3 separate regions of the Mus musculus genome follow, and regions 1 and 3 are each linked to region 2. Evidence: chromatin loops called from intact Hi-C (ENCODE). Cell type or tissue: left cerebral cortex. All regions are shown on one strand. Region 1 overlaps B3gat2 (beta-1,3-glucuronyltransferase 2 (glucuronosyltransferase S)). Region 2 overlaps Fam135a (family with sequence similarity 135, member A). Region 3 has its middle 56 kb from the start of B3gat2.

Region 1 (5,000 bases), 210 kb after region 2:
CTGTTGTTTGGCTGCCATTCTGTAGACTCCCCAGTGGTAGCGTTCCATCCACTCTTGAGTAGGGAACCCTTCCTGGCAGCCCCATATTCCTGGAGCCACTGTGCCGAGGCCGCCTCACGTGGGACTGTTCAGACTTCCTGCTGTTGATCTTGCTGTACAAGATCCCTTGCTTCCCGGCTGGCATGCAGAGACCTTGGGTTGGATACTCAGTACCCTTGGGGCATCCTTGTCTAGTCTCTAAGTGATGTTTCACCATAGCTGCCAGCTCTTGTTTTATGATTTCACAGCCTCAAGAATCCCACTGAAGCCTGGCGTGGTGGCGCACGCCTTTAATCCCAGCACTCGGGAGGCAGAGGCAGGCGGATTTCTGAGTTCGAGGCCTGCCTGGTCTACAAAGAGAGTTCCAGGACAACCAGGGCTATACAGAGAAAAACCAAAAAAAAAAAAAAAAAAAAAAAAATTCCACTGAAGATACACAAGGAGAGAGCAGTATGTGTGTGTGTGTGTGTGTGTGTGTGTGTGTGTGTGTGTGTGTGTGTATGTGTGTGTGTGTGTGTGTGTGTGTGTATGAGAGGGGGAGGCAGGTTGGTTAATGGCCACAGAATTACTGTCGGGATGAGTAAGTTCCACTATTGTACAGCACAGGAAGGGGGACTCTGGCTAACAATAGTATAGTGTACAGTCACCAGGGAAATCCTGTCCATATTAGGCACTTTTTTTTATTACTATGATAAAACACTATGACCAAGGCACCTACAGAAGAAAGAGTTTACTTGGGCTTATGGTCCCAAAGGATTAGTATCCACCATGGCAGGGAAATATGGGAGCAGGTGGTAGGTGTGGCACCATAGCAGCTCAGAGCTCACAGCTCAAACCGTGAGAGGAAGCTGTATGTAGGAAGCACAGAGGGACACTGGGATTGTTACGCAGTCGCTTTGAAACTTCAAAATGTGCCTGTCAATGATTCACATCTCCTAAAGCCACACCTCCAATTCTTCCCTAAACAGTGCAACTAACTGGAGATTCAAGCATTCAGATGCCCAAGACTATACTATGGGGGTCCTCTCATTCAGACCACCACATCCCACCACAAATTCATCCCAAGGGATGAATATGCTAATTACTCTGACTTAGCTGTGATGCATTTGACATATATGGCACCTTACCCCACAAATACACATAATTCTGTGCCAATTAAAAAAAAATCATACATATTTCAAATGGATCCTTGTATATTCTCAATGGAGACAGGCGCTGGAGAGGAGCCATGTTAGCCTAATTACTGAGAAGCCAACCAACAGCTTAAGTGGAGATCGCCTCAGTTCCCCTTTTGCTGGTCCAGTAAAGGGAGGTTTGCATCAATAACTCCACTGTGCACCCCAGACTTGGTAATGAGGCCTTCCTGCCTGACACCCTCAGAATGACTCGGGCAGGGCCTGGGCAGCATCAGGTGTGGCTGTAACCCCAGAACAAGTTATGAATAACAGGAGAGAAACATAGTTATAGCTCCCGGTCACCTATTCGTCCCCTTCTTACCCCAGGTGCCATCCCATAACTACCTCAAGACAATAAAACAAAACAAAATAAAAAAACCCCAAAAAACAAAAACAACAACAACAATAAAAACCACCACCACCACCAACAACAACAAAACACCAGCTCCCACACCAGCACCTGGCTCCTCCCCTAACCAATGAGAGGCGAGCATATTGGTGATTTTGATGTGTAGCCCAATGAGGACCCGTGGACCAGACTATGCTCGGTGCGTTCTGCAGTCGAGCTCAGCATCTTTGCTGTTTAAATTTCCTTGTAAGGAAACAGTGGCAGTGTTGTCTCAGAACCAATAACAGGGCATTAACTCTTCATTTTGATAAACTCCTTAGAGCGGAGAAGGGAGAAAAGTTAAAATTAATGAATTCAGTAAACACTTCAACTGCTACTTCCAGGAACAGAAGCTTCACCTGGAGGGAGACACGGAGTAGAGGCTGGGGCCCTTCCTAGCTGAGGTCAGGAGAACAGTGACATGTGCGCCACCTTGTGGACACATAAATAAATGTAGGATTCCAGAGGCTAAGATCAAGAAAAATCACCCAGAGAAAGCCATTACTGCATCCACGATGAGCCTTGTACAAGGAACTAGAAATTGGCCGGCAAATACAGGAAGGCAAGGAGACATCCTACCCTTGGGCTGAGGGTAGCGCATGCCACTCTCGATGACCGGGCCATCCAGTAACAAAGGGCAGCAATGGCTGACCCTGGTAGTTGGTGGTGTCTACTGTGCTTAGAATGAGGGACCAGGGTGTCTGGGTGGTCTGGGAGCCAAGAGATCATTGCCTAAATTTAACTTCATAAGCCAGTGCAGAGAGAAGCATGGTAGCCACAGCAGCCAATCCATGTTCCAAAGAAAAGCTGGCATCCGTGCCAGCTCTTGGTTTAACCAGAGAGAACATCTTAATTCTAATTATTTACATGAATAATTGCTATACCTCTTTAACAGATCTGAGTTGTATCTGCAGATGTTCTCTGTAAAATGAGGGTGACAGAGTGATCAACATTTCTTCCTGTGACTCAGTAGAAAGAAAAAAAAATAAAAAGAGGGAGAATTCTTTTAACTCTTTCCCCACAGGTTATGAGTACATCCAGCAACCAAAGGTATGCCTGGATTCCGTCGACCAATCACTGGGGCAGCTGGATTCCACCAACCATTCACAGGGGCAGCTGGATTCCGCCGACCAATCACAGGGGCAGCTGGATTCCACCAACCATTCACAGGGGCAGTGGCATCAGACAGCCATCTTATGGATCTAAATGTTACAAATGGCCTTTGCTTTTGCAAGCTTGGGTGCTTTTGCTTGGTTGGCTTACTCAGCTGGGAAATTATAAAAATGAACACATACGTGCTTCTGAACAGCTCTTTAATGATCTTTTATGGGTCTCTTCTCTCATTGATCACTCTCTTCTTGGGGTGTTTCATCTAAAAGCTGGGGCCAACATTTACCTCAGCGTGCCAGTCTGCATGCTGAGCAAGAATGGTAGTGAGCAAGATCCACCAGCCAGCAGAAAAATGAGGTCTAAAGTGGAGTTTGCGTGCTCTGAAGTTACCAACTTTGGACTGAATTGAAATAGCCAAATGCAGGTATAGGTTCCAACATTCACATAACAGCAGGCACATCTGAGCACACATTCTCATCTGAACTTCCCATCACCCAGAGGGCAGGTGGTATGACCCTCATCGATAGATCAGGAAGCAGACTGTGTTTCTGGGTTAGATCTTTACCATGTGCTGCCTGCTGATGTCCAAGTGGGACCTGGAGGTCAGTGACCCACCTATCCACGGCTGCCTGCATGGATCCGACTGCTGTATTAATCAAAGCGCTAACCAGATTCATCTAAAATCAGGTGACCTCTGAGTCACATTCATCTTTCTTGGTTAAGACACATTACAGCCTTTGAGTATTTACAGTGTTCTGCTGGGTGCTTGTATGCTACACCTTAAGAATTTCATTTTCTCTGCTCTGCAGAGAAAGAAGATGGAGGCCCAGACATCAAAGACTGGGGTCCTATGGCTGTAAGCAGAGATATGGGATTTGAAACAAAGTGGGAAGGCTGCCTCTGTAGCCACAAGGACATAACTAATTCCCAGCTCTTAATCGCTTAATCCCCATACAAGTTACCGATCACGTTTAAGTATTAGGTCTGTGTGCTGAAATGAGGAAGACGAGTAGCAAACTGTTGAGTGGATTAAAAGTGAGGATGCACACAGGGACCGATGAATGCCTGCTAAATGTTAAGCAAGTAACATGTAATTATTGAGTTGGCTGGATTTCAAAGACATAAGGAAAATATAGGTTTCCCGTATCCTTAGTTTTGAAGAAATGGTTTATTGTATCAATACCTCGAGGGATCTTCTGATCTTCTACTATATAAACAGAGCAGCTGGAATTGAAGTGGTACATGCACTCTGGAACCTGCTCCCTGCCCCTCCTCTACTGCCTTGCCCTGCCCCCTCACCAGCTGCACCAGAGAGTTTCTCTGATTGTGAGCGCCCAGTTGCACGGAGCTGGGTACCCATTTTTACTCCACACAGTCATGACTGAAGTGCCCTGGGAGCTGAAGTTCCCTGTGAACATCTCTATAGAGCATCTTAGCTGCAAATGGGCAAGAAACAAGCAGCAGGTTGCCGATCACAGGAACACTTTGCCGCTACCCTGCTCTGCGCTGAAGTTTTCTCCTAGAGACCCCCCCCCCCCACACACACAACTCCAGTGACAGCCACTTCACACCAACCCAAGACCAAAGCCTGGGCTAGTAGACACCACAACACACATAAAGCCACTCTGTGGACATTCTGGGACTTTCTAAACCTTACCGGGCTTTCATGCATGGAAAACAGCATGCTTGGATGACAAATGGCCCCAAAGGAACAAGGAAGCCATCGTATATTCTTGCAACCATTTTACACAGAAAGCAAGTAAATGTCTTGGTGCGATTGCTCCTCTGGCTTTGGTGGCCATTTGATCCCAGATGGCTCTTAGCCAAGGTGTACAAAACAAACATCTCAACAAACAAACAAAACAACCCCACCCCAAACAATAAAAAATTGCAACTTAAAAGATAATACAAACCACATCAATTAAAGCTAAAGCAAACTTCAGTTTAACACATCAGTTACCACTGGGACACATACAGAAAAAGTGCTACAAGCTACATGTCTGCTGATTTATGACAGTAAAATGAAATGGCTCCTTAGGATGTTATGTCCCTGGTGACTGGGTATTGAAGGCCACCTCTCACCTCTTACCTCCTACCCTGTCCTCATCTCTCTCCTACCCAGAGAGCTGCAGAGTCATCAGCCACAGCCATCATTCACACTGTATCTGCTGATGTGGCTGCAAATATATGTCTAATAACACAAGTTGCCTATTTGAAGCATTTCAGACTCTCCACTAAGCACAGGGCATTGTACTGCATCGTCACTAAGTCCTCATGGTTTGACCCCT
Region 2 (5,000 bases):
AGTTTTGTTGTTTATTTTAATTATATTATGGGTTCTGTATCAGTTTCTCAGTAATGAAATTAAAGTAGAAATTAAAACAAATTTTCAAACCTAGCTAAGAAACATTTAAAAAAAAAACATAAAATAATGATTGAGGTCCAGACTTAGGTAAATTTTTTTTAAATTTGCCAAGTTATTATCAGTTCTACTGTTGCCTAAATTAGCACCATTCTTGTAGGAAGAGTGGGAGCTAAACTTTGGCATGACCTCCTTTGAGTGCAGTTCTGACTGGGGAAAGCACAGTTTTACATTGGCACTTTATTTTTTTTTTTCCATTTTTTATTAGGTATTTAGCTCATTTACATTTCCAATGCTATACCAAAAGTCCCCCATACCCACCCACCCCCACTCCCCTACCCGCCCACTCCCCCTTTTTGGCCCTGGCGTTCCCCTGTTCTGGGGCATATAAAGTTTGTGTGTCCAATGGGCCTCTCTTTCCAGTGATGGCCGACTAGGCCATCTTTTGATACACATGCAGCTAGAGTCAAGAGCTCCGGGGTACTGGTTAGTTCATAATGTTGATCCACCTATAGGGTTGCAGATCCCTTTAGCTCCTTGGGTACTTTCTCTAGCTCCTCCATTGGGAGCCCTGTGATCCATCCATTAGCTGACTGTGAGCACCCACTTCTGTGTTTGCTAGGCCCCGGCATAGTCTCACAAGAGACAGCTACATCTGGGTCCTTTCGATAAAATCTTGCTAGTGTATGCAATGGTGTCAGCGTTTGGATGCTGATTATGGGGTGGATCCCTGGATAAGGCAGTCTCTACATGGTCCATCCTTTCATCTCAGCTCCAAACTTTGTCTCTGTAACTCCTTCCAAGGGTGTTTTGTTCCCACTTCTAAGGAGGGGCATAGTGTCCACACTTCAGTCTTCATTTTTCTTGAGTTTCATGTGTTTAGGAAATTGTATCTTATATCTTGGGTATCCTAGGTTTTGGGCTAATATCCACTTATCAGTGAGTACATATTGTGTGAGTGAGGTAATACATTGGCACTTTAAACTACCAAATTAAATGTCCCTCATTCTAATGTGTAGATACTGCATCCAGTAAGACCAGTGGGCCAGGGAACTATGAGAAGCATTAACTAAGGTTTAAGATTTTTTTTTTTAATGTTGGCTGTTTGATATTACAACTAAGTGGTAAGTCACTTGCCTAGCTTGTACAAGGCTCTGAGTTTGACCCAAGACACCAAAAATGAATGAATGAATGAATGAATGAATGAATGAATGAACGAATTAATATTTTAACAGTGTAGGTACAATTTATGTCCTAGGAAGAGTTTGAAATAGCCACATTGACATTTTTACAGTGATGTAAAAAGTTTGTCTTGCATTTTTAAAGATATACTACTCTCTAAAACTATTTAATATTCTTTTAATACAACTGTGACTATGAATGTTAAGTTATTAAGGAATATTTTCTAAATAGTTTTTGTTTTATTTTTTACAAGGTTTGAACAGACTTTGGCTTTTACTGTAATTATAAATAACTTTTATATGTAAGCATTCAAAAACATACATAGCATTTTCCTGAATATAGCTGTCCAAAGTAAACTTTAATTGCCAATAACGTACTTTCTAAGGCATTTTTTTCTTTTAAATTATTTTAACTTTTACTTGGAAAATTTATGTAATTCATGATTTTCTACTTTCTTTAGAGTAATACCTGTAATTTAGCCCTTTCCTAATGATAGAATTATTACAAAGTTTAGATAAACTCAACCTGAACATACAAGCATCCTATTCTTCCAAAATTATTGGAATATTAGTTCCTATGTTAAAAGGTCCCAAGTTGTATTTTTTTATTAGTATTTCTTTTTTTATCCTTTACTTACAAGAATTTTTGGAAGGGGATTAGCTAGCTAGTTGGATTAGTCAGTTTTTTGTATCGTCTTTCTTTTTCTTTTTTTGAGACAGTCTTCCTATGCTGCTCTAGCTGTCCTGGAACTCAGCATGTAGATCATGCTGGCCTTGTACTCACAGAGATCCACTTCTGCCTCTCAATACTGGAAGTAAAGGCGTGTGCTGCCATGCCTGAGGTGGATATTCTATATCAGGTTATTATAGCTGGGCATGGTAGTTCATGTCTGTTATCCATGCGCCTGGATAACAGAGTCAGGCTTGCCATGAGCTTTTGATCAACATGAAGTACAAAGCAAGTGCAAGGTTACAGAATAAGACCCAGTCTCAAAAAAGGAAAGAGAAAGCACGCAAGCTTTGCTTCTCACAGTGTTGTCTGACTAGTTATATGCTGTTGTCGCTGCAAATCATCATGTTCTCTTTGACGGATATTGTCCTTAGTACAGTGATGCTCTCATGTGAATTCATCAAAATGTATTTTAAATGTGTGATGCCATAATTCAGATATCACTCCATAGAATCAGAAAATGCTGAGCAAGGAATGGAGCTCCTTGGGTAGGCACTGCCTCACATGTGTGCTGGGTTCAGATTCCAGCACCAGGAAGAGCAGAAAGGCCTAGAAAGTTTCAATAAAGATAGGTAAAATAAAATGGCCTATCACATGTACAAAAATAAAGTTTTACTTTTTAAATTTGCTCCTTTGGAAGAGATGTGGATAGAGAAATCAATTCATTTAAGTAAGTTAGAATTGTATCTGTTATTAAATGTGAGATAGTTTGTGTACTAAAGCATTACGGTAACACAAAGAGCAAAGGACATGCAATCAAACATTTGTCAGGTGCCTTCACTTTTCAGGTTACTATAACAATTATGATCTGTGACATGGAGACGCTGCACATCCAGGGTTAGGCATGTAGAATTAGTGTAACAAATACTCTTAACAATTTGAACAAAATAGTAGAGTGAACCCAGAAAAGAACAGTGAGCTCTTTAAAGCAAAAGTTCAGCTTTTTTTCTATTTGTTCAAGTTTGAATAGTTGTGATATTGATTATTTTTAAATTAGAGTATACAACCAAACTCACCTTTATAAGCAGCTGTAACAAAGCAATGATATAGGGAGGTGTGGTATCCCTTCAATTTAAATTTGCAAACCTAACAAATTTTAATATTATGTGTTGCCATCAGGTGGCAGTCATACCACAGTTACCATGACACAATAGACTCATTCATTGCATGTTATCTTAGTGTGCTAATATAACTCAGAGAATCTGGGAAAAGAACTTCATTTGAGTACATAAGGCAAGGAAGTATTTCTGCAACAAGCCTTGGTGTAAAAAGGCAAAAAGCTAAGACCTTTAGAGCACAGTTTTGGAGTTTCCCAAATGTGTACTTGAAAGGCCAGGCTTATCACTTCCTTGGCTCTTTTTGCAGTAGATTTCTCAAGTACTAAAGGAAGATACCTCCCCCGTAGCATGCTAAGGTTTACATCAGCCTCAACACAGGCTTACTGCAGGAATCAGGGCTGCTAAGGAGAGAAAGGAAGCAGCTCACTGACTCTAGAAGTCCAATGGAAGCTAAAGGAAAGGAATGTCCTCTGAGGAACCGCCAAAGGAGACAGAAAGGACATAAGGGAAAGGGTGGGTATTATTAAAGAAATATAATGTGCACCTAATGTAATAAAAATAGACATTTATACTTTATAGTCACCAAATGAATGTGTACACACACACCAAAAAGTCCTTAGTATAATATGATTTGAACATGTGAATATTTCTCTTCCCTCTGTGTACCCAAGTAAGATATCTTCCCCTCTTAATTGGCTTACTAGTAAGTACTCTAGTACCAAAAAACAAACAAACAAAAACCCTCCCCTTTTATAATTAAAAATAAATGTCAAAATACAAACACAATGGAGGAAATAGCAAATTCAGTATATATTTACGAAGTACATTCTTCTATAGCATGCCAAAATGTGTTCTTAGTGGGCACAGAAGCCATCACGGTGCACACCTTTAATCCTAGCACTGGGGAAGCCCAGGCAAGTAGATCTCAGTGAGTTCAAGGCCAGCCTGGTCTACAGTGCAAGACCCAGGCTAAACAGACCTAAACAGTTAGACCCCATCTGAAAAAGCAAAGTATAAAACAGAGTTCCTCCTGTAAAGAACACCATATTACTAGAGAAGGATGTGATCTGTGCATAGTCGTGTTAAGGCAGGATGAGTGAGTGCTAGACAGAAGCATGTGCTTATAGACTGTCCACATCGAAACTCCTGGGCACATAGTCTTTGTTCTTCAGGGTGCCATGTGCACAGCAGGTATTGATTGTTATTTCAAAGTGCATCACCTGAAGCTCAGAAGTCAACTGCCCAAAGTCCCAGTGCTAATAGGTCAGTCAGTTCATGGTCAGCATACATCAGTGTCTGTCGGAGCAGACATGGTCCGTCCCCCATGTGTCAGGAAGCAAACAGAACAAGAACCATGGAGGAGAAGTGGGATACAAAATGTTAACTTCTCTCACTCAGTTCTGTTTCTTTAGTCCACACAACCTAGAAGTGCAGTGATTTAGCACTGAAGGGAAGAAGTTGAGTCCTCACAGGCCTGGCTTTGGGTGCCTGGTGGAGTCGGCATCTCCACCTGGATTCTGTGCTGGACTGATGTGAGCCGCCACGTGATCAATGCTCCTTTTTTAAATTCTGTAGGTTCGCAGATTTTCGGAGGCGTTCTTTTGTTTTGAACATCCAAGAGAAGCTGCCATTGCATACCAAGAACTCCAGTAAGTAGCACAAATTCAAAATGCAGCTAATTCTATTTTATATCCTTTTACATATGATATCTTAGACATAATTAATAACAGACTGGATAGTGTTTAAAGCAGAAGAAAATGAAGGCATTTCAGATTTAGAAATCCAATCGTATTAGGTTTAATCCTAGGAATTACCTTTTGAAAGTCCCTTTCTGATCAAATAAAAGCATAATGGACTAGCATAATGGACTAGCACTGTGTCCCTTGATGTAAGCTTTGCCACACCTTTGATAGTACCATGGGCCTCTGTTCTGCCCATGCTGCCAACTTCTGCTTCTCCTTTCTCAGGTCAGAA
Region 3 (5,000 bases), 330 kb after region 2:
TTAAAACTCAAACATGCTAATACAATCCAAATTTATGCTAATAGTTAAATGATGCGGAATGACAATAGGAAGATATTGTCTCTGCATTTGGTAGTTTAGCAGAAATGAACGTGTACAGCGAAAAAATTGAAATGTATAACATATAACCGTCTGGAGTCTGAGCTGAGGCTGAGGACGCGCAGGCTGCAGGGTGTGCTGGTGTGCACACTGTACAGCACACGAGCTGTGAGCCACACACGTGACCACTGCCAGAGACATCTCCAATTCATCATGCGTTTGATTCTGACTTAGTTTTAGTCAGCGTGGCGGTCAGAAACCTGTTATTGTTACCAGTTTCCATGGCCCCATTTAGTTCAACAACTCCATTTAGAGTCATGACCTGCAATTTAAGAAGGCAGGTTTTTCTTTAGCTCTTCTTAATAGGGAGGTGTGTTTTTCCTGGTTTCAGGTGGGTTTGACTGGAGGAAGCCAAGATGGACGGCAGCCATGTTCCCTCTGCTGGCTATGCAGCAATCCAGGGGCACTTCCGCTCTCCAGAATTTCTGCTTTGTCACTGTATTCCCGTGCTCTTCTACTTTAGGGTATCAAAATTCAGCTGTTTACTTGTTTGGGAATTTAATGGTAAGGAGACGCGCTGGACGTTAGTCAACAATTTTGCTGAACGTCTAACCTGCAGACTTTGCAGTGCTCTGGTTTCTATGAATTCAAAGACAGATGAAACATAAAATGGAATTGGCTTGTTTTAGCTATGGGCCAATGGTCTGTGATGTAAGCCCTTTGACTAAGGCCTGTGACCACCAGTTAGGATTCTTGGGCTGCATCTGCAGTTCTTCAGTCTTCTGAGAGGCAGCAGCCAAGAAACACAGGACTCACTAGAGAAAGTCAATAATCTCACTCAGCATGGCTCACAATTTAACTCTCTAGCTTTCTCAGCTCCTTTCCCCACCATCGCTTCTTCTGTCACATACATAATACACAGACAAGCATATGCACATACATATGTGTACACACATATGGCTACAAGGATACATAACCCACACACATAGATACACAGACACACCCCACAGATACACATTACACATGTGTGGATACACAAATAGCTACACATACACACACACATACACATATGGATACACAGATGCACAGACACACACATGGGTACACAGATATACACACATATGGATACAGTTACACACAGACACACATACATAGATACACATACACACACATATGGATATACAGATATATACACACACACACACACATATACACAGACACATAAACACATACCACACGTATAAACAGATAAAGACACACACATCTACATAGAGACAGAGGAACACACATACATTGTATACACACACATATACACAGACACATAAACACATACCACACGTATAAACAGATAAAGACACACACATCTACATAGAGACAGAGGAACACACATACATTGTGTACACACACACACACGGATACACAGACACACTGATACACAGACACACATATATGAATATACAGATACACACACACCTACTTTGCACACACATACACACAGACAAATAGACAGACACAGACCACAATATAAACAGATACAGACACACACATCCACACAGAGACAGAGAGACACATATACATTGTACACACACACATACTGTACACACAAACACACACTTGGATACATAGATACACTGATACACAGACACACACTCAGAGAAATACACACACACACACACACACACACACACACACACACACACACACACACACTTTCTGGGGTACCGGAGATGTTATGTCAAAAGCAGGAGGCTGATTCCTGGCTCAACTATTTTCTGGGTCACCTCCTACCTGTTTCTCTGTTGCTCAGTTTACTGAGGTGAATTGCTAATGCCTTATTCCTTGCCTTCCTCACTCCTCCTGTTTCCCTGATGTGAAAACATCCCAGAAAATTTGCATATTTGGCTGTAGTCAGGGGTTTTGGACGGGCTTTAGTGACTGTGTTGGAATAATTTTTTCCTCCTCTCACTAATCCACAGACAGGGCCTGGCGTTGGGGGTAGGGTGGGATTCACCAGTGCCCCCAAGAGGGAGTGAATCGATAGGACTGTCGCTGTTTCCATCTGTCAGGGTGACATGCCAACTGGCTAATGCTGAATTATTGATACTCCTTCCCAAAGCAAGTTAAGCAAACAATCCAAAAATCAGTGAGAAGGGGGTGGTTGGTCACAAATGAGGTTAAATCCATTTTGTCACAGGAACAAGAGGCTGATGGCTGCCTCCAAGGCAAATCTGTCTGATTTATGTTACTGCTGCGAGGACCTTGGTGCCACAAAGGGAAACAAACCAAACCAGAACAGAACAAGAGAATTAGCCTTCTTATCAAAGAGGCTTCAGATCTCTCTCCCTAGGAGCCACAGTGACTGGATACCTCCTTTGGAGCCCCAGCGGTGGAATTCCTATAGAAATGACTAGAAAGGAGCATGAAGGTTTCCTTGTGTGATTAGGGTTCTTCCATGACTTTGACCTTCAACCTCGAAGGTTACGGCTCGGAACAGAGCCTCAGTGGCAAACATCTCACTCTTGATTTTGGGTATTGGGATTGGAGTACAATTAATGAATCTGGGCAGATGACAAGCTGCTGATTTTACTGAGTGGTTTCTTGGGAGATCACAGGCTTACTCCATCTCATAGAGTCTATCCATTGGGGCAGCATATTATTGTTATTCACCAGATAAACAGCTGCTTTAATTTAAAACAGAGGTACCAATAGGGGCTTGTCTTGAAATCATGGATGCTCCAGGCCGCCAGGGACAGTAGCTAGATGGGAAAGCTGTGTCTTCTTTTGGATGAGCCATTTATTCAAGCGCCTGCTGAGATGTGTGCACAGAGCAGAATGGGTAAAGGATTGCCCATTTCAATCATTCTATAACATCTGACCTATCTTTTTTTTTTTTTTCAGCCATCTTTCCCCAAGCCCAGTGAAGTGTTACAAACACGGGTTTACAGCACCATCTAGTGGACAGGAGAGGGGGGCGGTGCAGAGAGAACGGGCTCTAACATTTGAAAGCCAAATCTGGGGTATGGCCCAACCAGTTGTCTTGCTCACTGTAGGGTACCCTGGATACATTCCGGACAACAAGAAGCATGGACCCAATACTGGAACTGCTTCTGTGGTGTGGTCAGTAGGTCTATGATTGGGGCAGGCAGGGTAGAGAGGCCGAATCCACAGGAGCAGGCATTGATCAGCACATTTTGCTCAGTGGGGAAATCAGTTATTAATCAACAAAGAGCTATCGATTTCCCAGTGCCATCTCAGCCAGAGAGCGATGTGTCCATTGTAACTACTAACAATCGGTGTTCTGGGAAGTTAACCACTAGCGACTGTGTCCCTGGCTTCAGCAAGCAGATCATTAAAAGATGGGAGACCCTGAGCTCTCAGAGGGATGGCTAGAGCAGACTGAAGAATTTTAAACAAAAGATGGAACTCATTTGCATTCTGTGGTTCAAAATGAGGGGAGTCATTAATTCTCTTCTCATAAGAAGCATTTGAAAGCTGCATACTTATATACCATGAGACTTCTTTTGTTTAACTAAAAATGTAATTATTGGAGCCAAGAAGGAAATCAATAATTGACAGATGTTTATCAAGTGATTGCTAGAGCCAGACATTTAAAAAGGGGACAGACATTCAGTTGCTGTCCTTTGGTTTCTAGGAAATACTTGGTTTCATATGGTACTGATGCAAGCACATTGCCAAAACCTGGAACCAAGGTTTCTCTAATTTTATATAAATTCTTGTTAAAGTTACATCAAAATACCAGCAAGGCCTGAGGAATATTTCTGAAGAGAGACACAACACTCAGCTGTTGGATTTCTTGCCTCATTTTGTCTCAATGGGCTTATTTTTACTGATACTATGTTGACTTTCAGTGTGGTTTTCTTACGAAAATTACCCTTTAACCCAGCAATTTAAAATTAATGGCTATACAGTCCTTTAGGCTTTGAGGCAAGGCCAGGCCCCTGAAAGCTTACTCTATGGGGTCCAGTCAAGGGCAGAATTGATGTTGGATACTGCCTGCCTGGATTTCCTACTCTGTCATACAAGATTAGCTAGTCAACAATCGACCATGGGAAAAGGATGACATCTTCTTGGAATCTGGTCAACTGGAGGAATAAGAAAAACAACAGCCCTGCCTGCCTGCAGGGACTTGAACCAAGGGTCTTCCCATATCTATGCTCCTTAAATATTTCATCAGTGAGCTATATGCCCAGTCATAATCTTGTCTACCTAGTGTACTGGAAAGGGCTAGGAGAAAAAAATCAACAAGCAATCAACAACAACTCAGCATAGTTTAAAAAAGTTTTAAATGTAAAATGATCTCTGTGGGTATTTTTGGATGAAACACACTTGTCTGAGGATTCAAAGCTGACATTTACATGTAAGTAATGTCATGTCTAGTTTTATGCCAACTTGACATAATCTAGAGTTACGTAAGAGGAAGGAACCTCAATCGAAAAAAAAAATACTTCCATAAAATGGGGCTGTAGGGCATTTTCTTATAGACTGATGTGGGTGGGGCTATCCGTGGGATGGTGGTCCTGGGTTTTATAAGAAAGCAGGCTGAGAAAACTATGAGGAGCAAACTGGTAAGCAGCATCCCTCCATGGCTTCTGCATCAGCTCCTGCCTGCAGGCTCCTGCCTGGTTAGAGTTTCTTCCCTCAATGGACTGCGATTCAGGATATGTAAACCAACAGAACCTTTCCTCCCAAGCTGCTTTAGATCATGGTGCATCGTCATAGCAACAGTAGCCCTAACTGGTTATCTCGCAGAGTGATTCTCCCCAGCTCTATCCACTTGCCTATGAGTGAATAAATAAATAAATTTGCTTTTTTAAAAAAATAGATGAATAAAATTCCATTGTGTAAATGTATCACGTTGTCACCATTGGTTACTCAGTTGATAGATACTTACTTAGACCGTTTCCATTTCCTGGCTATTGTGA

Evidence for each region. Hi-C counts contacts between places; a loop is a spot of excess contacts. Peaks named below come from ENCODE experiments on the same cell type or tissue, not always from the same donor. Only the 100,000 strongest peaks of a DNase experiment are listed, where the experiment ranks them.
Region 1: it touches region 2 in a loop (8-fold over the local background); 25 of 42 quality-filtered maps call a loop at or near these places.
Region 3: it touches region 2 in a loop (4-fold over the local background); 8 of 42 quality-filtered maps call a loop at or near these places.

The regions. Positions count from the first base shown.
Region 1 is chr1:23,824,304-23,829,303 of GRCm38, reverse strand. All of the region lies in intron 2 of B3gat2 (beta-1,3-glucuronyltransferase 2 (glucuronosyltransferase S)), which reads right to left. Among named protein-coding and RNA genes, the nearest start is that of B3gat2, 65 kb to the right of the region's middle. In left cerebral cortex, a CTCF peak has its summit at 2,032 (motif pointing left); a DNase peak (open chromatin) is centred at 2,037.
Region 2 is chr1:24,032,338-24,037,337 of GRCm38, reverse strand. It overlaps Fam135a (family with sequence similarity 135, member A), which reads left to right. Exons shown (of 21, transcript NM_026604.4): 12 at 4,602-4,675. Among named protein-coding and RNA genes, the nearest start is that of Sdhaf4, 29 kb to the right of the region's middle. In left cerebral cortex, a CTCF peak has its summit at 3,094; DNase peaks (open chromatin) are centred at 3,145 and 3,332.
Region 3 is chr1:23,703,731-23,708,730 of GRCm38, reverse strand. No RefSeq gene overlaps it. Among named protein-coding and RNA genes, the nearest start is that of B3gat2, 56 kb to the left of the region's middle. In left cerebral cortex, a CTCF peak has its summit at 3,015 (motif pointing left); a DNase peak (open chromatin) is centred at 3,020.